Regions from separate parts of the Homo sapiens genome. Here regions 2, 3, 4 and 5 are each linked to region 1. The links are chromatin loops, found by intact Hi-C in ENCODE. Cell type or tissue: dorsolateral prefrontal cortex. All regions are shown on one strand. Each heading gives the region's core, and the rest is flanking DNA. Links, peaks and the distances in the headings are about the cores only.

The links. Hi-C counts contacts between places; a loop is a spot of excess contacts. Peaks named below come from ENCODE experiments on the same cell type or tissue, not always from the same donor. Only the 100,000 strongest peaks of a DNase experiment are listed, where the experiment ranks them.
Region 2: a loop joins it to region 1, with 9 times the contacts of the local background. A loop is called at or near these places in 64 of 110 quality-filtered maps.
Region 3: it touches region 1 in a loop (2.8-fold over the local background); 5 of 110 quality-filtered maps call a loop at or near these places.
Region 4: it touches region 1 in a loop (4-fold over the local background); 7 of 110 quality-filtered maps call a loop at or near these places.
Region 5: it touches region 1 in a loop (2.7-fold over the local background); 9 of 110 quality-filtered maps call a loop at or near these places.

Annotation. Positions count from the first base shown.
Region 1 is chr6:68,776,668-68,781,667 of GRCh38, forward strand. All of the region lies in intron 3 of ADGRB3 (adhesion G protein-coupled receptor B3), which reads left to right. Among named protein-coding and RNA genes, the nearest start is that of ADGRB3, 140 kb to the left of the region's middle. In dorsolateral prefrontal cortex, for the core only: a CTCF peak has its summit at 2,129 (motif pointing left); a DNase peak (open chromatin) is centred at 2,184; H3K4me3 peaks cover 2,931 bases; H3K27ac peaks cover 4,156 bases.
Region 2 is chr6:68,636,714-68,643,034 of GRCh38, forward strand. ADGRB3 (adhesion G protein-coupled receptor B3) reads left to right here. Exons shown (of 32, transcript NM_001704.3): 2 at 678-849; 3 at 1,948-2,719. The coding sequence starts at 1,963. Among named protein-coding and RNA genes, the nearest start is that of ADGRB3, 4.6 kb to the left of the region's middle. In dorsolateral prefrontal cortex, for the core only: CTCF peaks have their summits at 1,749 (motif pointing right) and 1,961; a DNase peak (open chromatin) is centred at 1,758; H3K4me3 peaks cover 4,899 bases; H3K27ac peaks cover 5,000 bases.
Region 3 is chr6:68,965,796-68,970,795 of GRCh38, forward strand. The region is part of intron 8 of ADGRB3 (adhesion G protein-coupled receptor B3); the gene reads left to right. Among named protein-coding and RNA genes, the nearest start is that of ADGRB3, 330 kb to the left of the region's middle. RefSeq lists an enhancer at 2,282-2,576. In dorsolateral prefrontal cortex, for the core only: a CTCF peak has its summit at 2,458 (motif pointing left); DNase peaks (open chromatin) are centred at 2,156 and 2,476; H3K27ac peaks cover 2,098 bases.
Region 4 is chr6:68,724,406-68,729,405 of GRCh38, forward strand. The region is part of intron 3 of ADGRB3 (adhesion G protein-coupled receptor B3); the gene reads left to right. It overlaps LOC124901492 (a long non-coding RNA gene), which reads right to left and starts at 2,842. Exons shown (of 2, transcript XR_007059925.1): 1 at 2,640-2,842. In dorsolateral prefrontal cortex, for the core only: a CTCF peak has its summit at 2,109; no DNase peak of the experiment used is centred there; H3K4me3 peaks cover 207 bases; H3K27ac peaks cover 4,810 bases.
Region 5 is chr6:68,569,626-68,575,946 of GRCh38, forward strand. No RefSeq gene overlaps it. Among named protein-coding and RNA genes, the nearest start is that of ADGRB3-DT, 62 kb to the right of the region's middle. In dorsolateral prefrontal cortex, for the core only: a CTCF peak has its summit at 3,067 (motif pointing right); no DNase peak of the experiment used is centred there.

The DNA of each region.
Region 1 (5,000 bases), core at 1-5,000:
ACGGAGCTAGCATGGTCCAATTAAAAGAAGCAATTATGAATAATGGAAAGTAAACAAATCTAAGAAAAATGATATTGCAGATTATAGTGGGTATTCACAATGAAAAGCTGTAGTCTGTGTCACCTTTGTTTCTAAAGCTATTAATCTTCTTTAATTTTCTTGAAGATTTTTACATGAAATAATCAAAAAGGAATCCTTAAACCTCATTTCATAACTAAGCAAAATTCACCTTAGTAGAATAATTTAAAAGCTCTTTACAGATCTTTAATTAGGTCAAATTTTTACGTGGTCTTTGGGTTAGGAAAAATGTATAAACTATTATACTATGACCCATTTAGCTGCTTGATTATAGAAAATATTGTAAAACAGCCCTTTTAAAAAACTGATTTAATATACAATGTGCAAGATTTGCTTCTGTGGTATAATACAATCCAACTTTCATAATTTGAAGTTTGATAAGCTGCATCTTGATGCCTTCCCCTGTGTGCAAGGAATATAGAACCCCGCACTGTAATAGCATGTAAGTGTGTGTTCTTGTCTCTGAAAGCACAGTGATATAACCTTTTGCCATTGCCAACAAGCATCATGTTAAATTAATTGACCTTGGTTCACTTGCACTATGATGCAATTAGCAATTATCTTCAAACGTCAACATTTTGGTTACATATCCTAAATAGAAAAAGATGCCTGACCCAAAATTCTGCTAGGAATGTAGAAATATATTTTTTTTGGCAAATTATTTTTCCTGCTGTGAATATCTCTATACTTTGGTTATGCAAGATAAATTTGTATTAGAGAGCCAAAGTAAAAACCCATATTAACGACCAGTAATAACCAGAATGATCAGGGATAAAAGGCACAGGTGTAAGGGAAAAATATCTTTGGACACATAGAAAGTTATAGTGAATGGCTAAAATAAATATGCCCTTCTTTAGTACTAAAAAAAATTGCTAATGGGACCAAAGGGATTAGGAAGCAATCAATTGATCTCTCTGGGATCTAAAAAAAAAAAAAAAAAAAACGACTACTAAACATGAGCAGATATGCTAATATATATCTGTGGAAAATATTTTAAATGATCTCTCAAAGGTGTTTTAAGCTGACTCCCAACTGAGAAGAGATGAAGGTCCAGAGAATTCATGCATAGACATGTACACAGGGTCTGCCACAAAAATACCGATTTGATAGCTGATGGCAAGTTTTGTTTCAGCTGATGTTTGAAACATGCTGGAAAATGCAATCTTGCTAAGCAAGGAAAGCAAAACCATCCCGATCTAGTAAGCTAGAACATCCTTTAAGCAATGAACCAACAAAGCCTGTTGATGCCAATGTAGCATTAAGTTTCAGTATGTAAAAGACTACAAATGTTGACTCTACTTATTCTTGTCTATGGAACTGGCCTTTTAGCCAGTCACAGACATCACATCAGGCATCCTGAAGTAGATGCTATTTCATTAGCATCACTTTCTGCCAGCAAATGACATTGTCTTGGAGCAGAGCCAGACTACAGGCATGAGCAATGTGTTAGAGATTCTGGACTGGATTTCTCCAGGGAATGGGTAAGGTTATCTAGTCTAGTACATGGTGAAGGCTGCTATAAGTGACAAGTGGAAAAGCTTCATATACCTTATGTTGTTGGAAAAACTAGATCTTTAAAATCTCTTTATATCAATTCTTTATAGCTTGTTCATGTACATGTACACATTATCTCTTAATTCTACCAGCAATGTATTGTCATGCCCACTTTCCAAATGCAAAAGTTAAGACAATTCCTCGCTATGAAACACAGGTATATTTAGAATACTAAACAAATGCAGATAGTGACTATAACCACAAACTTGAACACACTGTATGTTTTGTAGATGTGTTTTCAACTCTTCCAGTGTCATGTAGCACAGACTTGTTAGTCATCGGCATAATTTTAATTCAGGCAGTTCCAATTGTTTGCTTTTTTCTGAACTTTGCAGAGCACTTGTGATGAGTTTTTACAAAACACCTACACTACATTTCTCACTGAGCCAACCTGCGTGTTTGTCAGTTTTTCCCATTGCAGAAAATACCAGAACTATATACTTATATATCCAAAATACTACCTCTCTCCAGTCCCCATTTTCCCCCATTCTGATGCAGGATTGCCATCTGGTGGAGCACAGAAGGCACTTCTGGTTTGGACTTAACCCAAACAGTATGATCATTGTTTCTCAGTTAGGCTTCCAAGGATCAGTGTAGCAAATGGGAACCCTGTTTCTGGTCACAAATGAAGATGAGCCAACCGTGAAAAAATAAGCCAATGGTAATGCAGCAAACAGTCACTGGGAGCTGCAGCGATTTTAGTGGGTGATGACTTGGCAAGAAGAAATCACCTACTCTCAGCTAAAGAAGAGATCACCCACTTTATTAACAATGATTTTTTAAAATTATATACACGTACATATTACGTGTGTGTGTATACACACACACACTCACACATATATACATAACAGAGGCATGATACTGCCCATATATGGCTGCCTGGGCAACATTAAGTCTCCAGACATTTTGTATTGTATATATGTATATATTATGTGTGTGTGTGTGTGTGTGTGTGTGTGTGTAACAGAGAAGGTAAATAAAATCACAATTAAAACAAAGTGGCCTTAGAAAGCTATAGCAGATGTAGCAGAGTTATCTTTCCCCCCTCATTCTCCCCACAAACATGCCCCTTCCCTAGAGTCCTGAAGAGAAGCACACAGTTTCCATATGATGCTGCCTGGGCAACATGGGGTCACTGAAGATCTGGAAGCCCTGTTACAGACAGAGATTATGTAACCATTGCAGAAGACTTACACTGACATACCATAAACCACTACTGCAGGGAGGATTTAACAACGTTTGGCATATCAAATCATCAGTGGAAAGAAGGCAGGTCTTAGTAGTATGTCTGCCTCCGACTTTCTAGCTTTCAGAAAGAATGGAGCTTTTCATATGCCAAGCACTGTGCCAAATTAATCTAGGCTAATCACAGACATTAAACATTAGGTGTTATTTTTTAAATCTGAGGCTTAGAGAGAGGCTAAGAATTTTCTGAGAGTCACACAGCATTTATTCATGCTACAGATGATGTGCTCCTGACAATGTTTTACATACAATGGAGGAAATGAGAGAGAAAGAGAGTGTACTGACTTCTTTATTTCCCTACTTCTTATTCTAGCTATTCCTGTGTGATGGGAAGAATGTTTCAGCAGGAAATAAAACCACAGAAGAAACACTTTTTTTATCCTACAGAGAAGTTTCCCTAAGAGTGTATTTTTCTTTGAAAATAATGACTTTCAGCTTGAAGAATTCCATTTAATCAGAGAAAAGTATACATATATTTGTTCCCATCTAAAGAAAGTGAAAACTGGTTGTTTTACATTGCATAGCCCCTTTTCACTGTTAGATCTTAGAATAAGAAATCATCCTGAGTAACTGCAGGGATATTCATACTCCGAGTGGAATCCCCTTTAATAGATTTAGAAGTTCATTCCCTAACAGCTGCATCATTGAGAATGAAACTGCTATTTGTCCCACTATTTTCTTCTTTGTCTAGTCTCAGACAAGCTATACATGTAACCCAAGAGGAGATATAATGGGACGGTGACCAGTGCCTCATGGTTAATTCATAGATACGTTGTTTGTTATTTTGAAAACTGATCTGTGGAGGATTTGGTAACTAGTTGTCTTTGTATGTTCATCAGAGATGACTAAACCTTCAAGCAGAAGTGTTTAGGTTATTTGAAACTCATGGCCAAATGAGGAAAGGATTAGAAAAGAAGATAGAGCATCTCCCAAAGGAAGTCAGGAGGAAAATATTACAATCAATCCAATGCATACCGCTTGAGAGTACATGTTTGTGGAGTGATTAAGAAATGGATGAGCACCTTATTTATATAGCCATGTAAGAACTCCATTTTCAGTTTCACGTAGACAGTCCTTACGAGGCTATAAACTTTGTACTTCAACTTCTTAATAGATTATTTCTGGTGTGCTAAGCACAAGGGTTTTTTTTAACTTTTTATTTTGAAATAATTTTAGATTATCCAGAAGTTGTAAAAATAGTACAGAGTTCCCTTGTATTCTTCACCCAGTTTCCCCCAATGGTAACTAACCTTACATAACCAGAATATATTATCAAAACAAGGAAATTGTCAGTGGTACACATCTATTAACTACAGACTTTATTTGGATTTCACAATTATGTAGCTTCTTAAAAAATGTTATTTAAAATGTCTTAATCACTGTCTTGATTAATTATTTTATTCTGTTTTAGATAGCTGCTTTATATCTCAAGTCAGAACTAAAAATATTACTTGAAAATTGGATGTCTTAAGCGAAGCTTTTATGTTTCATTTTGTTTTGTTTTATCCTCAAGTTGATAATATAACCTGCAACTGCATGAATTCGTGTACAGTTTAATGTGATTGCTCATCTGCAAAATTAAAACTTGAAGCAAAGTCTAGGTTGGCTGTCTTCCAAGTAGTTTCTTGTCTTCAGCGAAATCATAATTTTCACCATTTATATCAGGATCTTCTGACTTATGAGGTCATAAAATTTCTGCTATGCCAAACGCAGTTTTCTCTTGGACTTTGTGTTTCCCTTTAATCTGCCATGTAAATTACAGGCATGGTGTCATTGGAAGACCTTGTTATCTTTTAGCACATTGCTACTTTAGACCAGTGAAGCTAACTTGTTCCTTCACAATTAAAAATATGAAGAACAAAAAAAGTATTTGTGTAATAATTTATAGTTTCAAAATGCTTTTATCTGCAGGATGCTCCTTGATCTTACACAACCCTTTGAAAAAGAGAAAGCTAATAATTTTGTCCCTACTTAAACTTTGTGGGCTCCTAAGAGTAAAGGTCTCATTCATTCATTTAAAAAACTGGATTCAGCTGGGAAGATATATTCATACCAGATAAATCAATAGAGGAAATTTAATATGGATAATTTAATATGATGATTACAATTAGATAAAATAGCTC
Region 2 (6,321 bases), core at 1,322-6,321, 140 kb before region 1:
TCACTCTCTGATCATTGATGAGCACGGCATTGCAGACATGCACTGTCAAATAAATGAAAGCAAAAGTACCAATTTCATTAGGAAAAGACATACGACCTCTTTTTGAGTTCCTGATTATAAAATGAAGTCCCCTTTCATGGATGGAATTCCTAATTTAGACACTTATTGTCACATTGGCTCTCAACGCCTACACTCTATCCTGAAGAACACTGCGCAGACCTGCATTGCCTGCAAAGTGCAACACCAAAAAAAAAAAAAAAAAAAGGAAATTATTTCCAGAATTTCTTACAACTTTCTCTGTTTTTTTTTAACCTTTAAATGCTCATTGGCTTTATTTTCTCATGAAGAAAATGCATTATTCATTGAGCTATTTGCTTGAAACAGAGAACACTGTTTTGATGGTCCCAGCAGTTCTGATGTTATTTTAAACTGCTGCTATATAGAGATTTAGAGTTGGGGCTGTGTTTGCCTATATCAAGACATAGAATTTGAATTATAATCTGGAAAATGCAGATCTATCTTCAGGGACTTCGGTCACTGGATTTGGTGTGCATGCGTTGGTGTGTGTTATGCAATGGGAAGGAAGAGGGTTTTATCCTTTGATTCAGAGAAGACCCAGGCAAAGGCATGAAAACTCTTAACTATCTATATGTCTGTATGTCTGTCTCTGTTTACAGAACAGTGGAAGAGACTGCAGCCTAAAGACTTTTAAAATTAACTTGGCATCACTTTTATCAGCTCAAAGGCTAAACAAACAAACAAAAGCAGTGTCATTTATTCTAAGAAATAACTTCTTAAAGGTTAAAGCTGAAAAATATTCAAGTTATTTTTGGATAACAACTTACAGAGGTAAATATAACCAAGGACTACTTTATTATCCAAAGCCAGGGTTAAAATTAAAAAAGAAAAGAAAAGAAAAGAGGAGCTTTGGAGTTGTTGTTGGAAAGGGAGCAATTTAATAATTGAAATCTGCTAGGAACAAAAATGTTAATGTATTTTATTACCATGTGTAAGCCTTAAATTACAGTTGATAAGATAATTTTTCAAAAATTAAAAGACTGAAACCAGCTCAATTACTATGGTTCTGGATTTTTTTTTTTTTTAACTGATATCACCTTTGGATACAGATACTAATACAGTGATCCACTTTATGTATCCCAAAAGGGCATGTCACATTGAAATGACTGCCCTAAATCCTGGTTCTCAATGGTGATGTTGAACAACAAGTCTTCCCTATGTATTTATCCATCTATGCCCTTTCTCAAATGATGGTTTTAAAATTAACTAATCCACATGAATGCCCATGTTTTTGCAAAGGAATTTCTGAGCAGTTCACATGGTGGCCCCTGCAAAGGCAAGTGGGGCATTTGGGAGATGATGTTCCATCTGTAATAAATTATTATTTGTGCTTTTAAAATTGTGGCCATAATTTATCATCATTACTTTTCACGTTTAAGAGGAGAGAAATAATGTGATGACAGCTGTTCCCAGATTATCAGATTAGATTTTGTATGATAGTGTTTACCGCAGAGGACAGAGAGAGAAAAGGTTGTATAGACTATAGACTGATTAATACTATTTCGACAATTAACATTTACATTATGACGTTTTAAAACTCCATGTTTTCCCTTTTCATTCGATAGAATGATAATGGACGTGGAGGATATCCTAGTAGATAAGTTAGGGCATTCCTATTAATAATCTATTAAATGTTATTTTTAAATTGAATGTTGCGAATTTGACCATTGTGAATGGCCACATGAGGGCGCTGTTCACACAGCAACAGATAATTTTCCTGTGTTATAAAATAAAAATTACCTGCCCTTCTTTTAAAAAGGGCTTTTTACTGAAATCTTGAAAACAGCTGGCTGTAATATTGAAAGGAGTTTATTTTCTCAATGCACGTAGACTCCTACTTGCATTTTACTTTCATTGCCATTTTTACAGGCCAAATGACATAGGATGAAGGCTGTTCGTAACCTGCTGATTTATATATTTTCCACCTATCTCCTGGTTATGTTTGGATTTAATGCTGCCCAAGACTTCTGGTGTTCAACTTTGGTGAAGGGAGTCATTTATGGATCGTATTCTGTAAGTGAAATGTTTCCTAAAAACTTTACAAACTGCACTTGGACGCTGGAAAATCCAGATCCAACCAAATATAGCATTTACCTGAAATTTTCCAAAAAGGACCTTAGCTGCTCTAACTTTTCACTCCTGGCTTATCAGTTTGATCATTTTTCCCATGAAAAAATAAAGGATCTTTTAAGAAAGAATCATTCTATAATGCAACTCTGCAATTCCAAGAATGCTTTCGTTTTTCTACAGTATGATAAAAATTTTATTCAAATACGTCGAGTATTTCCAACTAATTTCCCAGGATTACAGAAAAAAGGGGAAGAAGATCAGAAATCTTTTTTTGAGTTTTTGGTATTGAACAAGGTCAGCCCAAGCCAGTTTGGTTGCCATGTATTATGTACTTGGTTGGAGAGCTGCTTAAAATCAGAAAATGGGAGAACAGAATCATGTGGGATCATGTATACAAAATGCACCTGCCCTCAGCATTTGGGAGAGTGGGGGATCGACGACCAGTCGCTGATTTTGTTAAATAACGTGGTGTTACCCCTGAATGAGCAGACAGAGGGCTGCCTGACCCAGGAGCTGCAAACCACCCAAGTCTGCAATCTTACCAGGGAGGCCAAGCGACCACCCAAAGAAGGTAAGTGCCAAAGAGAGGGGAAGGTGAGCGGGGGAGCACTTTTGGGGGATGGAGTTAAAACGTGCTGTTTCAACACACAGGCCTAATTATTTATCCTTTATTGTCACTTTTTGATTCATTTGATTTGTGCTATTCACTGATAAAGGTCTCTTGAGCTAGTTTTAGGTTTCAAGGTTTTAGAGAGGGCGGTGAGGACTGGATAGCTCAGCAGCATGCGCTGGAAGTGAGGGTGGAATTTTCAGGAGAAAGATGCAGAAACCTAGAGCCAGCATGCACTAGAGATTGGTGAGGAGGGAGAGGGGTTTCTTTATTCAGGCTGCAGCCCCTCATGGTGACACACACACGCCCCACATGTGAAGTGGATTTATAGACATCTCCCTTCTGTTCCAGCCCAGCAAAACGTCCACTTTACTTCCTCTCTCCTATCCCCACGGAGTCCTTCCCTCTCACTCCCCACCCATTTCCAGGTCTGATCTTGGGGCATCTTGACTAAAAGGTAGTGCAAACTTAATAGTTTGCCTGTTTGGACCAAATGACTTCCTGACACATGAAGGCAGGTGTACCCCCCTTCTCCCCTGGTCTGGAATTTTATTTGAGGTGCTTGCGCAAAAATCTCGCACGCTTGCTCTTTCTTGGGTCAGAAGGAACTCACTAGAAGCGCAAACTCTCCAGGTCTTTTGGTTCTGGAGTCACCTGAGGACGGGGTGGAGGGGTGCAATGAAAACACATAGTGATCCTTTAAGACCCCATCCTCCTCTTGAGAGTGAATTTTTGCCTTTATCTTCTTAGTCCCCGGTTGACGTACACGAAGAGAGGGAATGTCTCAGAGCTAGCTGGGGGAAAGGAGGGGGAGGAAGTGCAACGGAAATGCGGAAGAAAAAGAAAGTACAGGAATGATTTATAGTTTTCACCCAATCCCCAGTGGGGGAGCTACCAGAGGATTTGAGATTGTGATTATGTTTAATAATGCAAGACAGCGTGACATATTTTGAGAAAATGACTTTTGTTGTTTGGAAGGTTAATGGATGTTGTGTTCCACTCCTTTAAGGACACTGCTGATACATATTAGTTCTTGCTTCCCAATCCTGAAACCAGAGAGTGTGTTGATTTCTTATGCAGGAAATGTTTTCTGATTGCCACAAAGATCCCAGTCTGTGGAAAGGGACAGCCAAACTCCAGTCGCCAAGCTCCAGTCCCTCTTTCCTTTTCCTCAACCAACAGAAGTTGTCTTTGTGGCCAATATAAAATTGACACGTTGTTGGAGAATTTTCTTTAAGTGTAGCCAAGGCTTTGTAAGGGGAAGTGGAGGGATGGAGAACCGAAATAGCCTAATGCTATTTCTCTGCTGGCTGCAATTTAAGGGATGGGAATTATGGAAGAGCAATGGTAGGAGAGGAAAAGACCTGTTAGAAAATGAATGCAGACTAATGGCAGTGAGAGAGGGGTGAAAACCTTAAAGATTTCTGCAGGTCAGTGTTTCACTATCAGCTGTGACTGAAGAAAACAAAGTGGTTTTAAATTACAGGAGTTATTTTCTGTAGTAAAAAATCCCAGAGAAGCATTTGCAACTGCAGGGATGGTATTTAACACCATTTAAAACTAATTAGTGTCCCCTAGAATAAGAAGCTACAGTACACACAAAAAATGTGATGTTACAAACTGGCTAATAAACCATTAACATAGGAAGCTGGTTTTTGTTTGTTTTACTGTTGTTTTAATACAGTTTAGAAAATCTGTTTCTTCAATGGTTAAATTGAGTACTGACGACAGTGGAGAGTGAATTCAGTGTCACAACTCTTTTATATGAAAGGTGGTAAGTGACAAAAACAAAGTTGTTGTGTGTGCATTAAGCATGATTTTCAAAGATTTTTTGATCATGATCCCGAGATGTGGGTTAAGATAATGCTGGGATTTACAGAAGCTACTAGATAGCCATTTGTTTTGTAAGTGAAGACAAATAAGAGTGATTTTAGACAGCAGATGTATAAATCATGGGAGACAAATTGTATATTGTCATTAATTCACTGGCAAAATGAAAAAGAAATACCTTCACTGACAAATATACTTACATTTAAAGTGCAGTATGATGTTAATAGAGTTGAACTAGAAAAAGTTTGTATCATAGGGGAACAACATATGCTATGTCAGTAAAAGCACATAGTCTCTATTCTGTACATTCTGAATTTGTGTTCTTTGTTTAGGTATTCTGAGTTCAGAAAGGTAAGGATAAGTAATTACTGATGACACATTTGTAGGTGATGTATTTGTTAAGTAATTCTTACAAAATACATGTACCACTCTTTACCCCAGTTAAATAATCTCTTTTTGGCTAGGCTACATTGTAGGAAAGGAATGTGAAAATCTATTGACCTTTGATTTAATCAAATTTAAGCAAAGTATATTCTATCTTCAATATTTGATATTATGATATATAAAATACTAATAAATAATTATTTAATACCATTTTAAATAAACTACCATATAATGACATAGAGCTTGAGGTTAATCATTACATATAGCTGTACTAATCATATCTCATTTTATTCCAGAGTGTTATTTTATATGATAACATGAAATTCCAGCTTTTAAAATTGGGTTTTAAAAATTCCACTTATATTTTATATTACTTGGTGTTTTCCATTTCCTATTAAAAAAGGTTGTCTCTTAAGTCAGCAGAGGAATAAATACAAGATTACTCTCCTTTGACTCCCATTTTATTCACTAATAAATACTGACTCAGAAGGCCTGCCTTGAGTAGAAATATCTTCAACATGTATTGTACCATAGAAGTGGCACAAATTTGAAGAGTCTTCACACTTAGTAGATGTGATTCCAGATTGTTTTGTGTAATACTGATGGTGATGGCAAAGATATATCAAATGTTGAATATTGTGAGTGTGTCCACTGGTATTATGACATAATATTTGGTATTTAGTATTGAAAAACAATAGACTCTCAGGAGTGGGATGCCTACTTTGAGATAGGATTTATGCTAGAACCTTCTTTAATAATATATTCATGTACTGAAAAATTTCATAGCCAGAAAAGAACGGCAAGAAAACTATTGCTGTTTTTAGTGACACCAACAATTACAGATGTTATCTTGAATATATCATACAAAGTAAATTATTTGACTAATGCTTCATTAAAGTATTACATTTGAGTACATTTTTAAAATTTCTTGTTTAAGATCATATTTGACATATTTGGGGGTATCATGTGATTATAGAAACTCAGTTATTTCCCTAATTTTTATATGAAATTGTGAAAGCCAACTAAGTTAACAAAATGAAGCCTTTTTTTTTTTTCCAAATAAAAATGTCTTATTTCAGGCAGCTTTTTAAAAACCTCTTAACATATAATGGCTATAACTTAAAAAAAAAAACTCAAATAACATTATGGTTTACCAGTTTTTAGGTACAAGTCAGGAGAAAGACTGGTATTTATTAACAAAGTCATCTTTAATTGTCCTGAGGTCTTTACTATAGTTTATAGGACTCTTTTGCTGAAGATAATTCTGGACTATATAGCTGAGATATAAAATGTGGAATAAAAATATCTTATTTCTTACCACTTCATTTATAATAAATGATTAAAACAGT
Region 3 (5,000 bases), core at 1-5,000, 190 kb after region 1:
AAAGAGAGAATCCTTCCTATTGCTGCACAATCGTATGCTTTTATGTTCAGTCTAGAGAGCAGCCTCAGCTAGTTTATTTTCTAATTTACAAAACACACACAAGTGCCATTAAACAGAAAAAATAATTAAAACAAATCTCTATCTCTAGCTTGTTTTCTTCTGGAGCTTGGATTCCATCATATATATCAATTAACTTTTTTATAATACCTGTATGTGCCTAGATATGTCAAACTCAAAACTATTTTCGGCATCTCCTCTCCCAAGTCATCTCTTCCTCACATGTTGTAGTTCAGGGTCTCGCTAGCACATAAGATATCCTTCCTGGAAACCTGAGTTCTGTGTTTTATTTCTTTATCCTCCTCACCTCTTACATACAATCAGCCATAGTGCTGAGCCCATTCTACCTCCTAAATAAATTTTGAATTAATCTACATCCTATGATTCTTCATCCCTTCCCTAATTACATCATTTAGATTGTGGTAGGCCTCCCTGTCTTCAGCTCTCTTTCTTTCAACCCTTTCTCCAAACTGCAGGCATAGCAAGCATTTAAAACATTGTCATAAATTTCCCTTGCCCCTAATATAAAGTCAAGATCCTTGCTTACCTCATCATATATTACCCCTCCTCCTGCTGAATCACCCACCTCTACTTATCCCCAACTTTACACTTTACCCTTTCTGAAACGGTCACCTTCTTGGTTATTCCCAGTTCTCTTTGCTCCCTGGATTTTCCCACATGTGGTTCCCAGGACACACTCTCCCCTTCTTCATTGGTGGAAGTCCTGCTTCTCCTTTACACCTCAACCTGGACATCCCTCTGGAAATCTTCCACTGACACACTCTTCCCTAAGGTACTCCCAGAGCAGCCAGGGCTTCTCAGCTTAGAGTGGGCATCCTGTGTACTGTAATTCCTCAAATTATCATCTTTATGACCATTTTAGGAGTCAAGAGACATCGACTATTCTTACTTAGCCTTTTCTATGTGTAGTATTTAACAAGGTGACTGGGATATGCTGGGTGCCCAGTAAATATTTGTTGAATGAATGAATTCTATAAGTGGCACTGAGAAGTACCTAGAAAGATCCCACTACTGGGGAATTCATAAAGATGAGATGGCAGAAAATCAATTGTTATTTTAATGTCTAAAGCTATTTTGCTTTTGGTATAAGCATAAATCGACCTATTTTCTGAGATAGACTCTTCAAAGAATGCCAAGTCACCTTTGATAAAATAGTTAAAGCAGCTGTACCGTTTGACATTACTACTAAAAAGCTGAAAACCCTGGACCAGTTTGCACCTGTGAATCTATGATTTCCCCTGCCATCTTCCTTTTTAAAAATAATAATAATTTGTGTAGTGGATTTCTGTCTCCAAGAAGCACAATGAATCCAAGGCTTCATAAATTTACTGTGGAACAAAACAAAAAGTTGTTGACATCTCTAGGTTTAAAAAATTATTGACTTTTGCTTTTCATTTTGTTTGGCTGTTTGTAGGCAGACCAAACTGATAGTCATTAAGAAGATAAAATTCAGTAATAGAAAGATGTGGTTGGTCAAAGGAAAACAACTATTTAATCAGCTTCTTCCTGAACCAGAGTGAGGATGTGTGTAGGGCACATTGGGGGATTCTAAAAAATGGTCCTATAGGATCTTAGTAAGTCAGATATAGCCCTCCAAGGCCAAACTTAGTCATTACATGATACCCTGGAAACATCTTTTGACTAATTTTTAAGGTAACTGTAGTAGCTAACCTCCCTATCTTTCTGCTCCTAACTGGACACGGCTATCTACTGCTAGAGGATCCACCCCCCACCTCCACCCCCGCCCCACACACAACGTCTACAGTATTTTTGCAAAATCATCTTCATTCTCTGCGATCTTAAGAAATAGGGTAATTCAAAAACAGATCTAGCCAAAAGAGAAAAATAAATCAGCTAAAAACATGTATAGATGTTACAAGGTGACAGGAAAGTGCTTTGGAGAAAGATAAAGGAGAGGAAGGGGTGGGAGTGTTTGAGGGGCAGTCAGTGGGGTCTGAGAATGTGAGGTTTGAGAAAAGATTGAAGGCGGGAAAGACATGAGTCATGCAGACATGTTTGAGGGGGAGGAAGCGGGGGATAGTCAAAGCAGAAAGAACCTGCACACAAGCTCTGAGGTTGCAGTCGGCCTGTAGTACTGAAGAAGGGTGGAGAAGGCCTGTGCAGCTGGTGGGAAGCTGTGACAGTGGAGCAAGGAAGAGGAGAGGTAAGCTGTAACTGATGCTAGTTTAATCATTAAACATTGTACTTGCATGAAGAGAGGACGTTTTATTTTTCCCCAACTATTTGCCTTAAAAAAAAAATGAAGCATTGACTTATTTCACATATTTACTCTTACTCCCCACCTTGATTTTGAACCCATCAGATTCCGCAGCCGGCCCAGTAAACATTTCACCCTACTGGCTCACTAGTGCCATCTAGTGGCTAAGGTTTGCAATGACCACATTTTCTAACTACACATTTGACCGTGGGGGAGGGGCAGGGAGCAACGAAGTACCTTTTGCCAGAATAATACTAAGTGTGAAAAACTTTCTGATACCCCGACAGGGAAATGAAGAAGTTCATGATACAAATTGAATCTTCGTTTTCTTATGTCACGACTGAATCAGGAAATCTAGTATTCAACTATAGCAACAGGTTTTATTAAATGTGTTTCAAAGTTCACCAATGGAACTAAAGGAAATTTGAATTTCAAAGCATTGAAAACCAAAAAGATAGTACAAGTGAAGCAAAAGTGAAAGATTATAAATGAAGAGATAATGAGGGAGATAATAAACAGAAGTGGGATGTATGGATGGAGCAAAAAGAATAATCAAATATGACAGTCAGATTAGATTAACTATTGCCATGTCATTATTAAAAACGGACGAGTCGTTGTATCTAGAATTCAATTATGTAATAACCTATTCATGATGTATTTTTTGAACTTTAACATTTGTCCTAATTCTCCTTCTTTTAGTATTCTATAATAGTTTTTGGTTGGCATTTATAGAAACATGAATATCATTTATTACACTACTGTCCAACATAGTTGTTATTTCAATTTAAATGTACATTAACTAAAATCAAATAAAATCCAAAATTCACTTCTCAATTGCACTAGCCACATTTTCCTAGCACCTACCATACTGAACAGTGAAAATATAAAACATTTCTATCATTGAAAAAATTTTATTGGACAGTGCTGGTATGTTATTTCCCCAGTAAAAGTGATTTCTTTAATGAAAGTGTTTTGAACACATACTGTATACTAGATACCACTGTAGTTCATTACAACAGATTAAAAAGATAAAGTAAAACCTGGCTAGTCTAAAAAGCAACACTGGGGAATTGGGGAGGTTCACAGATATAACCAAGTATTTTCAATCTGTTGTGAGAAGGGCTATAATATTCATATATTCAATAACTGAGATATTAGGAAAGAGTTATTGGAGAATACATCATTTAAGCAGCATTTTAAGGATAAATAGGAATTTTACCCCTCAAAATAAGAATATCCATGGGTTTCACATCTGTGGATTGAACCAACCACAGATCAAAAATATTCAGGAAAATTAACTGTGTGGCTGCTGCATAGGAGAGTAAATATGAGCCGTGATGGGAATGGTAGGCTACAGCCCTTATGAGCAGGGCCTTTGGATCACACTAAGCACAGCTATCTTAGTTCTTTCTGTGTTATCCTGTCAGTACTGGAGAAGCATGGGAGGGTTTTAAGCAGAAAATTGTGGGATTAAACTTTATCTTAGAGATTACTCTTTTGATGTGGCATGAAAATTGGATTAAGGGGGCAGATGGAGGAGAACAGTACCACTTACTACCCAGCTCCTCAACTCAGAAAGCAAGCATCATCCTTGACCCCTTTGTCTTCCTAAATTCTCACATAGTTTTGTCTACCTCTTCAATTTACCTTGTATCCACCAATTTTTCTCATCTTTAGTCTAATCATCCTACCTAAAGCCATCAATGTTTCAGGGTTGAAGCACTGCACTGGTCTCCTCCACGGCATTGGCCATCTATTCTACCCACAGAAGGCAAACTATCTTAAAATTTAAAATTGAATCATTTCACTTTTTTAGAACCCTTCAATGGCTGCCCATGTGGCCCTATAGGCTCTAATCATGGCCTCTCTCACCAGACCATTACTCTATACTTGGTCTTACTCTTCTCCTTCCAGCCCTGCTGAACTCGATGCCCCAAGCTCTTCCTTGCTTCAAGGCCTTTGCACAAATTGTTTCCTCTGCCTGGAGCATTTATTGTACCGCACACTGCCAGTTTTAATTATATGTCACTTTCTCCAGGAAGCCTTCCTTGATTCTTCAGTTTTTAGGTTAAAATAGCACCCTGTACTTACTATTTGAAGTGCTCATCATAATTGTACTCAAGTAATTTTTTGTTTCACCTTGCCTCCTCCCTTTGACTAAAAGAATGTCTAGGCAGACTACTTTTCTTTTCTTCTTTCTTTTTTTTTTTTTAAATGGAATCTTGATCTGTCACCCAGGCTGGAGTGCAGTGACACGATCTTGGCTCACTGCAAACCCTGCCTCCCGGGTTCAAGCAATTCTTCTGCTTCAGCACCTGTAGCTGGGATCTTCCTCCTTCTGCTTCAGCACCTGTAGCAGGGACTACAGGTGCACGCCACCACACCCAGCTAATTGTTGTATTTTTAGTAGAGATGGGGTTTCATCAGGCTGGTCTTGAACTCCTGACCTCATGATCTGCCCGCCTTGGCCTCCCAAAGTGCTGGGATTACAGGCATGAGCCACTGTGCCTGTCCCAGACTGCATTTCTTATGCACCATTGGTTCTTCTAAAGCAGGGCCTAGCACCATGTTACATTAACAGGGCCTAGCTCTAGCACATATTAGGTAAAAATGTAGCCTAGCACATGTTAGTGCTAGCACAGGTCCTAGGACACAGGCCCAACACATGTGAGGTAAGTGCATGAAATAACCAATGAGGTTGTTC
Region 4 (5,000 bases), core at 1-5,000, 52 kb before region 1:
TCAATAGTTTATTGTCCTAGGAAGAAAGTTCTAATTTAATAAATTATTGCTTATGGTGAAAACAAACATTTCTGCTTCTTGGAGACTAGCAGCATCTTTTATAATTTAAGAAAAGCCCACAAAATTTGTATTAGAAGTAAAAAGAAAAATAAAATTTTAATCTGAATTCCTATGTAAAAAATAAAAGAGTTCACTACTGACTATGTTTCTTTGATTTTTAGAGATGTGATTCTGACAGTCTAAGCACAAAAACCCATATTTTTTTTTTTTTTGGTAAAAACTCACTTTTCCTGAAGATTCCTTATAAAGAGACCTTCCCATTCTTTTCTACTGATTTAACTTTTATCATTGGAAAAAGAAAATCCAAGAACCATTTACTTAATTCATCAAGCAAATGCTTAAAGCGGTGTGTTGGGGCACTGGGAATATAAATGAGAGCAAGACATGGTCTGTGCATTTGACAGAAATATTGTTACAAAGTTTATAACAAAGGCATGTTTGCAACTAGCGTACACACCAGAATTTCTAGAACTGTCTTAATGTTTATAATCTGGTCTGTTTTTTTCCGCAAATATATGTATATTTATTAGACCTGTGGGAATGCTACTGGGAGTCATAGAATTGCACCACCAACCACATTTGGGGGTATGAGAAGGCTTCACAGATTAGAAAAGCATTGGTATAGTCTAGGCGGAAGAGATGGGACATTCAAAGTCATTTTGTAGCGTGAGCATGCATCACATGTTTCTTAAAGAATAAACCTGTGCTCATCCCCTGGTTTGTTGGAGGAACAATGGGAGCCAGATGTGGGGCTTCAGTCTAGAATTTGAAGGATGTTAGAGGATATATTGAGAATTTTAGGATTTATCCCACATATAATATAGATCCCTAAATGTTTAAGGCAGTGAGAATCACATGATTAGATTTTTGTTGTAGAAAGAGAATCCAGGCAATAACCCTGAAAATTGGTTTGATAGAAGAAAACTAGAATGATAGAAGCTAATTAGGAGGCTAGTGCAGTAGTCCACATGCCAAAGATATGAAATAAGCCAGAAGATGATATTACCCAGAATGAGATGTATTCATACAACATTTCCACCACAAATCAAAAGGTATTGATGACCAGTTTGATGTCAGAGGTGAGGAAAACAAGAACTTGAGAATGATGCCATGGTTTTAGCCTGAGTAACATGGAGGTTGCTGAGTACACTGAAGAACTGTTTTGGGAGCAGGTGGTATTTAGTTGCCTGTACAATATTTAGGGAGCATAAAAAACTGATCTTATCTCAGGAGAGAGGTTAGAGTGAAAATCAAGATTTGAGCATTATTAGCAACTGCAAGTGGTGGTTGTGATTCTGAGGGTGGATGAGTCAACACTAGCACAGATCACAGAGTGAACAAGGGGGACCATTGACAGATGTTTAAAGGAGGGCCTAGGAAAAGGAGCCAAGAGCCTGAAATTAAATTTAATTAATTAAGGAAATACAGAGAGCTCCCAAGGGATTGTTGTCTTGGTAGTCAAGATTAAAATAGAGGAAGGGTGGAGGTGAACAACAGTGTCCAATTTTGCAGAACATAAAGGCTATTAAAGAGGTCTATGGATTTGGCAATGAGGAAGCTAATAATATTATTGGCTATAAAATTCCCCATATAATTTCTAGATAGACACCAGTTCATGCAGTTAAGTAAGTGTTGGAGGGTTACTGTTTACTTTAAATTTAGTTCTAGTGAAGATTATCTATCAAATATTGTATGCTGGAAAATTTTCTTCCATTATCTTTTTTCTGATCACATGACATTTTTTCATCTAAAAGTATATAAACCTGTGTAAAAACTCACTTATACCAGGGATATAAAAAGCAACTTTAGAGATTATCTTCTCTGCCTTCTCAATTCAGAGAGGAAGAAATTAAAATTAGAAAAGTTGTGCCTTTCTCAAGATGTGCACACAGTCAGTTGCAAAACCAAATTTGGGATTGATCTCCTGATTCCTGGTCTGATATGTTATCCATTACTCCATGAACAGAAAGATAGAGGTCATTTCTATGCAGAGAAAAACAAATGAGCTGTGTCATTGCAGAAATGTTCTGCATGGTTTGCTGCCATCTGTCTTAAAGCTCAATCTGGACTCCTAGGAATTGGGACTGCTGAGCTGCATTTAGATGGACCATGTGGACAGGGCACAGAAAATCCTTTATTTGGAGGGCTTGGTTATTTCCCTATATGGAAAATAAAGGATACAAAATATTTATGACAAGATTAAGAGCCTAGAGCTATAGAATTTTTGAGATCTGACATCCTGTTTTGTAAGATTCTGGCCCTACATGTCTTTTTGTTAGACTTGCTGTATTTTATGTTTGTTAAAACACAGTTGGAGAACAACAGTAAACATTGCTTTTGGAAGAAGAAAATTATAAAGCAGACAGGGCACTGGAATGGAAGTCACTATATTCTAACCCCAACTGTGATATATTATGTGCTTTTGGATGCTGCACACTCTGGGGGCTGCAGTTTCCTCATTGGATAAAATCAATGTTGGAAACTAAGATCTCTTGAAGCTCCCTGAAGATTTGCTCAGTCAACTTCACATGGCTTTTTGAAATTTAATACCTTTAATCAGAAATGCTCTCCCAGGTTACCTTAAGTCCTCTTGTCCAATATCCGTGTGGTAGCCCCTGTAAGCATTTGGGTTTGTGATCCCTGATATCCAGTTCCTTTTCAGCTTTGTCATTCAATGATGCTACAACAGAAGGATTCAGTGTTAGTAGCTTTGTGGAGCAAAGTTTTCAAAGTATTGATTTATTCTGTTGAAATTGTGAAAACAAAGGCCTTAAAGCTGTATCTGTGCAACAAAAATCTAATATAAACTCAGAATTCTTCTCTAGGCATATTGTTTGTTGTGGTAATGATATAGTTGAAAACTTTTGGAAAAATAATTTAAGACTAGAAATTAGGAATTCTTCAGGTTAAAGAAACATATGTCATTGAATGTAATTAAGGTTATATGAAGATTATCAGAAAAATTGCACCAAAATGTGATCAATAATAGCTTTTTCTTGGTTGATTGTTTCTAAGCATCCTTTCCAAATTATGTCAATACTGTTCTGCAAAGTTTGGAGAAAAACTAAAAGATGTATACCAAGAAATCCATGCTGGTACATTGTAATTTAACCTCCTATTTTTCCTGAAAAGTCACTCTTTAGACTAAAAAAAAGTTCATCATTGTGAGGCATCACTACAGTTTTATAATTTTTTTCACTGAGTCTTTCTCAATTTAATATTAAAGGGCTTTTAAGATTTATCCTCCATGTGAAATTTGGGGCTTTATATTCTATAGGCCTTTCTTGAAAATCCAAATTTCATATGAAAAACTAGAAAACTGATGTTGGGAATTATTTGTGTGAATTCAGTGAAGTGTACCAGTTGACAGCAAGTCATTCTGGGTGATATAATCGTTCTCATCCTCAATCAGCTGACATAAAACAATTCTTTGGAGTCCAATTGAACTCCTTCACCAGAGATGACTGTTGAACTTTTAATAGTTTCTGAAAATAAAATAATCAAGCATTTATTTCTCAGGAGCTTAATATAAATTTCTTCTGTTTTATTTTATCTAGGCATTTTTATTGAATTGTACTTGATTTGATTTTCTGACTCTTCTATGAGAATGGCTTTTTACTTGTAAGTTTCACTCAAATTGACATTTTGATAGTATAACACATTAATGAAATTCCTAGAACAGAGGCTATGTTCTTTGAAAAAAAATATTGACAGAGTACACTAAAGGGACATTTTAAAGTGCATTTGATTTCTTTTGCAGCTTGATAACATATTTGGTGATGTTTGGTAGCTCCCAAAGCTATACTTTCCAGTAACATGTCCAGATGAGATTTGACAATGTTGCAATACATCTTTCCATATCTAGATTTATGTATGCAAATTAAGTTCTTGGCAGTCTATGAAAACCACAAAACTCTTATCTCCCAGCCTAACAAAAAAAAAAGAAAAAGCACTTTTTGAAATAGCGAAGGAATCTCTTCCACAGCTACTGGAGTTTCCAGACCACACAGAGACTAATTTCCTTTAAAAACTATTTTTAAAAACACTCGTGCACACATATAAACATTTTTCTGGCACTGTTTTCTAGGCTTTCTTCTAAATTACACACACACAAACACACACACGTAATATGTAGGCATGTGTGCGTATAGATATATATACAGATGTAGATATAGATATCTTTATTTCATTCATCCTGATAACATCCTTATGATGTAGGGACTATCATTAGCCCTTTTTTGCAGATGAAGAAATCAATAAACACAAAGGTTAAGTAATTGCCTAAAGTCAAACAATCAGCAAGGAAAGGCAGAACCAGAGTTCAACAAAACATCATGGCTCCAGGATCCCGGAACCTTGCCAATAAACTGTATTATGTGGCCTTGATTTTAATAGGGAAAATATGATGTCAGAATGTATTGCCCATTCAGACTGTATATTTATCAGAAGTTCTTACTTAAGCCAAAATTCTTCAATGTGATTTTTTTTTTATTTAGAAGCATACATATACCTTTCCTTTTTCCACTTGTTAAAATCTAAGATAAGCCACTCTAACATAGGCAAAGAAATTAGAGGACATAAGATAGAATAATACAAACATTAAATTGGTAAGCAAATTGATAACATTTTTGTATTCTTATCAGGTTAATAAAAAGCATAATTAAAACGGAGATATAAGTCATCTCACAGGAGTTCTCATCCCTCTGCCCTGTTGCCCTTCTCTGGGCTGTGTGCTTAGATGGTAGAGCTACTGTGAAAGCTTTCCTTGGTAGCTTTCCTGATGTTACCAATGCTAAATCTAGAAGTCGATACCAGAAATACCCCTGGATAAGTAGTTAGGAAAATATGAGTTCTTTTTGGAAAGTGCAATCCTGGACATAAAATTCTTTCTAAATGTACCTTGACTATAGTACAGAAATGATATGCCATCTGATCCATCA
Region 5 (6,321 bases), core at 576-5,575, 210 kb before region 1:
CTGTTTACATGGTGAATCACACATTGATTTGAATATGTAAAAACATCTTTTACATATGGAATCCCAGTAATAAAGCCTACTTGATCATGCTGCATTACCTTTTTGATATGCTACTGGATTCAGTTTGATAGTATTTTGTTGAGGATTTATGTGTCATCAGGGATATTTGTAGTTCTCTTTTTAATTATGTCTTAGCCAGATTTTGCTATCAGGATGACATTGGTTTTGTAGAATGAGTTAAGGAGGAATCCCTTCTCTGTGATTTGTTGAAATATTAGTCAAGTTGATACCAGCTCTTCTTTGTAAGTCTGGTGAATTCAGCTGTGAAGCCATCTGGTACAGAGCTTTTTCTGGTTGTAGGTTTTCCATTACTGATTCAATTTTAGAACTCGTTATTGGTCTGTTCAGGGATTTAGTTTCTTCCTGGTTCAATTTTGGGAAGTTGTTTCTAAGAATTTATTCATTTCTTACAGATATTCTACTTTGTGTACATAGAGGTCTTCGTAGTAGTCTCTAGGATCTTTTGTATTTCTGTGGTATCAGCTGTGATGTCATCTTTGTTATTTCTGATTGTGCATATTTGAATCCTCTCTCTTTTTTTCATTTTAAATTAAGCTAATGGTATATCAATCTTGTTTATCCTTTCAGAAAACCAACTTTTCATTTCATTGATCCTTTGTATAGCTTTTTGGTCTTAATTTAATTTAGTTCTATTCTGATCTTTGTTATTTCTTCTACTTCCCTAGGATTTAGTTTGTTCTTGTTTTTCTAGTTTGTTTAGATGTGACATTAGATTGTTAATTTGAGATATATATATATTTTTTATGTAGGAATTTAGCACTATAAACTTTCCTTTTAACACTGCCTTTTTTGTATCCCAGAGGTTTTGGTATTTTGTGTGTCTATTTTCATTTTTTCCCAAAGAATTTTTTTTATTTCTGCCTTAATTTTCTTGTTAACCCTAAAGTCATTCAGGATCAAGTTGTTTATTTTCCATGTGTTTGTGTAGTTTTGAGAGTTTCTCTTGGTATTGATTTCTAGTTTTATTCCACTGTGGTCCAAGGAGCTGCTTGATCATTTTGATTTTTTTTATGTATTGAGACTTGGTTTATGATCAATTATGTGGCCAATCTTAGAGACTGTTCCATGTATAGATGAGAAGAAGAATGTATATTCTGCGGTTGCTGGGTGGTATATTCTGTAAATGTTTATTAGATCTATTTGGTCAAGTCTCCAACTTAAGTCCAGAATTTATCTGTTAGTTTTCTGCCTCAGTGATCCATCTAACGCTGCCAGTGGGGTGCTGAAGTCACTCACCGTTATAGTATGTCTGTCTATCCTTTTTCTTAGGTCTAATCATATTTTTTAATAAATCTTGGTGTTTCAGTGTTGGGGGTGCAGATTTAGAATAGTTAAATCTTGTTGAATTTAACACCTTAACTTTGTATAATGTTCTTTGTCCTTTTTTACTATTGTTGATTTAAAGTCTGCGTTACCCTATACAAGAATAGTGACCGCTGCTCTTTATTGTTTTCCATTTGTGTAATATATGTTTCTCCACCCCTTTATCTTAAGCCTGAGGGTGTCAGTACATGTGACATGGGTCTCTTGAAGACAATAGAAGGTTGGGTCTTGTTTTTTTCTGTTTGTTTTGTTTTTGTTTTTTGTTTGTTTGTTTTGTTTTTTATCTAACTTGCCTCTCTGCTTTTACGGAGTATTTAGGCCATTTATCTTCAACATCAATATTGATATGTGAGGTTTTGTTCCTGTCATAGTGTTGTCACATAGTTGTTTTGCAGTCTCAATTGTATTATGGCTTTACAGGGTCTGCGAGCTTTGTACTTACATGTGTTTTTATGGTAGCAAGTGTCATTCTTGTGTTTCCATGTTAAGAACTCTATTAAGCAATTCTTATAGTTACTGCCTGGTGGTGTCAAATTCCCTTAGAATTTGTTTATCTGAAAAAGACTTTATTTATCCTTGGCCTATGATGCTTAGTTTGGCAGGATATGCAATTATTGGTTGGCATTTTTTTTAAGAAGACTAAAAATAGGCTACCAATCACTTGTGGCTTGTGATGTTTTTGCTAAGAAATCAGCTAACGTGATTCCCTTTATAGATGGCTTGGCCCTTTTTTCTAACTGCTGTTAATATATTTCTTTCACATTGACCTTAAATAGTCTAATGACTATGTGTCTTGTGATGATCATCTTGAATAATATTCTGCAGGAGATCTCTGAATTTTTTGTATCTAGGTGTCAACCTATCTAGTAAGATGGGGAAAATGTTCCTGAATTATTCTCTGAAATATGTTTTCCAATTTACTTACTTTGTCTTCTCTCTCAGGAATGCCAATAAGTTGTAGATTTGGTTACTCTTCATAATATCATATTTCTTGAAAGGTTTGTTCACTTTTTAAAAATCTTATTTCTTTATTTTTTCTGACTGGGTTAATTCAAAAGACTCATCTCCAAGCTCTGAATCTCTTATTTTTGCTTGGTCTAGTCTATTGTTAAGTATTCCAATGGTATGTTGACATTCCTGTAGTAAATTTTTTCAATTCTAAGAGTATTTTTTGGCTCCTTCTTTATGTAACTATGTTATCTTTTGTGTCCTGGATTCTTTTTTTGGTTTCTTGGTAATAAATTTCAACTTTCCCTTGGATCTCACTGAGTTTTCTTAAAATCCATATTTTGAATTTTTTTAATCTGCCATTTCATACATTTCACCCTGGTTAGGATCCATTGCTAGAGAGCTAGCACAATTTTTGTGAAGTGTCAAAACACCTTGGCTTTTTGCACTGCCAGAGTTATTAAACTAGTTCTTTCTCATCCTAGGGAGCTATCATGTCTTATTTTTGAAATTGCTAAAGTTGTGACGAGGCTTTTCTAAATTCTTTTTTGAGGGTATTACTGTAGTTTATGTTGTGGATGATCATTTGGCTTTGTTTCTGGGTGCTTTCAGGGGACAAAGGCTCTGTATGGATTCTTTGGTTGTGGATAGGTCCTATGTGGTAGCTTTCTCAGATGCTGCTTGTCGTAGTGATGTATTTTTGTTGGTGGTGCAGTTCAGGCTGAAGTCCAGTAGATGGTGCTTAAGAGTAAGAGCTTGCAGGTAGACTGCTGCCTAGAGGACACACCCACCCTGACAGGCCTTGCAGGAAGAGATTATAATGTGTTAAGCTTTAGTCTCTGGGGAAAGGGGCTAAGTGTGGGTACCAGTTCCTCATCCTTCCCCAACAGAAACATAATCCGCTTCCCTTTACTCACCTGGTTTATGACATGTTTACAAAGGCTTCATCCTTTGGTTCCCTGATGCACTGTAGCTGTGGGACATGGATCTGTCTCTCTGACAGCTAATGCTAGAATGTGAGTTGGGGCACTCTCTAACCCCAGTGCATGGCAGGCAACTCCACGTTCTGTCCTCTGTTGCCAGGGTGCTGCTGCTCTGTATAGGAAGGGGTGCTTTACCCCACTCTTCGTGAAAGCCCAAGCAGGTGCAGGTTCACTTTCAGTTTGGTAGAGACACTGGGAATGCATAAAAAGCCAGTTTCATTCAGTGCATGTTGACTTTCAGTGTGGGTAGAGCTGCCAGAAAAGCACAAAATGCACCTTATTTCAGTGAATGCTCACCAGGTCTTGCTGGAGGAAATGCTGTGTCGGCAATAATGTATGGGGCAGAAGGGCCAGGAGATGAACCCTTTGCCATTTGCAGTACCTTCAGCAGCTGACACCGTGTCCATGTTTCCATTGTTCCAAGGGGAGCTTTGTCAGGCTGTGCTTCCCCCTCCCTTTGGGGCAATCCATACCAAGGGTTAGGTCTCCAGAGGACCCACAACTTCCCAGGGACCTGCTGGTCCCCTGTGCTTGCCAAAGTCAGAACAGGTTGTGTGGTATTTTTGCAAATGATCTGGTGTTGCACTTTCTTAAGGGCAGAGCATCCCTGGGCAGGGCAGTGGCACCACAGGGACACAACCAGTATGGCACAACCAGTATGTTTCTGAGGGGAGTGTGGGCATGGCTGCAAGAGTGGGCCATCCAGTTCTCTGTTCCCAGAAAGTTCTTCTGGGCAATAATGTTGCCCTGGGTTGTGAGGATAGAGGGGCTTCCCAACAGTTGAGCAGTAAGCAGGTTGTCAGATGAGTGAGAAGAGCAGAGAAGCACTCCCACCTATCCTTTCCACTGGGGAAAGGACAGTTTCTTCAATAAATGCTGCTGGGAAAAACTGAATATCCATGTGCAGAAAAATGAATGCAGACCCCTATTTATTACCACAAACAAAAATCTAATCAAAATGAATAAAAGACTTAAATATAAGACCTGAAACTGTAAAAAAAAAAAAATAAGTAAGTAAACATTGGCACTGGTGAAATGCTGCAGGACATTGTTCTGGGTGAAGATATTTTTGTGCATGACTTCAAAAGCACAGGCAACGAAAGCAAAAATAGACAAGTGAGATTACATCAAGCTAAAAAAGCTTATGCCCCAAAAAGGAAACAATCAACAAAGTGAAGAGACAACCTACAGAATAGGATAAAATATTTACAAACTATTGATCTAATAAAGGATTGATAACCAGAATATAGAAGGAGCTCAAACAACTCATGAGCAAAGTATCTAATAATCAATTTAAAAATAAACAAAAGATCCGAATAGACATTTCTCAAAAGAAGACATAGAAATGGTCAGCAGGTATATGAAAAATGTTCAACATCACTAACTGTCAAAGAAATGCAAATCAAAATCACAAAGAGATACTATCTTGCCGAGGTAAAATGGCTTTTATCCAAAGGACAGGTGATAAATAATGCTGGAGTGGATGCAGAGAAAGTGAATCCTCATACACTTTTCATGGGAATGTAAATTAGTGCAGCCACTATGGAGAACAGTATAGAGATTCCTCAAAAACTACCAAAAATAGAACTACCATATGATCCAACAATTCCATTATTTGGAATTTACCTGAAAGAAAGAAAATCATTATATTAAAGATATCTGCACCCTCATGTTTATTGCAGCACTACTCACAATAACCAAGATATGGAATCAACCTATGTGTCCAAAAAAAAACCTGAGTGGATAAAGAAAATGTGGTATATAAACAAAGTGGTATATTATTCAGCCATGAAAAAGAAGGAAATCCTGTCATTTGCAGCACCATGGATAGAACTAGAGGCCACTGTGTTTGCTGAAATAAGCCGGGCACAGAAAGACAAATATTCCAGGTTCTCACTTATATGTGGGAACTAAAAACTTGGATCTCATAAAGATAAAGTGTAGACTGATGGTTACCAGAGACTGGGGATGGTAGTAGGGAGGGAGGGAGGGATAAAGAAATAAGACCTAGCATTTGATAGATTAGTAGGGTGGCTAGAGTTAACATTAATCTAGTGTATATTTCAAAATATCTAAAAGAATATTTCAAATGTTCCTAATATTTAAAAAGATAAATATTTAAGATGATAGATGTCCCAGTTACTCTGATTTCATCTTTACACATTATATAAATGTATCAAATTATCCTAGTATCCCCAAAATATGTGATTCTATTATGCAGTAATAAAAATATGTAGCAATACTACAATTAAAAAATCTTCCCCAAAATAGATTTTGTTTTCTGAGTAGACTTAGGAAAGAGTTTGTTGGTGGACAAACACTCATTAATTTTTGAGTGGCGTGGAAGAGGGGAGAAGCAGCATCTTTCCAGTATCTCTGAGTTTTGTTACTCCAGGTTCCAAGCCAAAGACTGAGATATGTGCATAACAAATTATTTATATCCTGAAAACAAGGTCACCCATGTCTATAGTTACCAGCTACTTCGGTATTAAAAAGGTAAGAAAGGGCAGAATGAAAAACCGACACATTAAAGTTCATTTTAAATAAATCGTAGGGAGAAAGAGGAAGCCAACACTTAAAAATCTGCTTTAAAACTAATGTGATTTTTTGTGTGTGTGAGGCAAGGCTGAGTAACCCATTATTTCTATAGTTTTTAATACAAAGATTAATTTTCATCACAGTTAACAATATGACCTAGGAACTCTATCCGTGTCTAGATTATGTAAAATTACGAACTAGACAAGACTTTTTCTCACATTTTTATTCATCATCTTCACTCTTCATCTGAGTTCTCATTTTTACTTCCTTTACCAAAGTTCAGTTTCATGTTTAATAAACAAGTTACCTAAAATTTAAGTTACCTGAAATATTTCTTAAAAGCTTTGAATCAAGTAACAGCTATCAGATCCTGTCTTAGGTCAAGTTCATTAGAAGAGCCTGAGACTGAGATTCTTAACAACTGTGATTTATTAAGGGAGTATTCTCT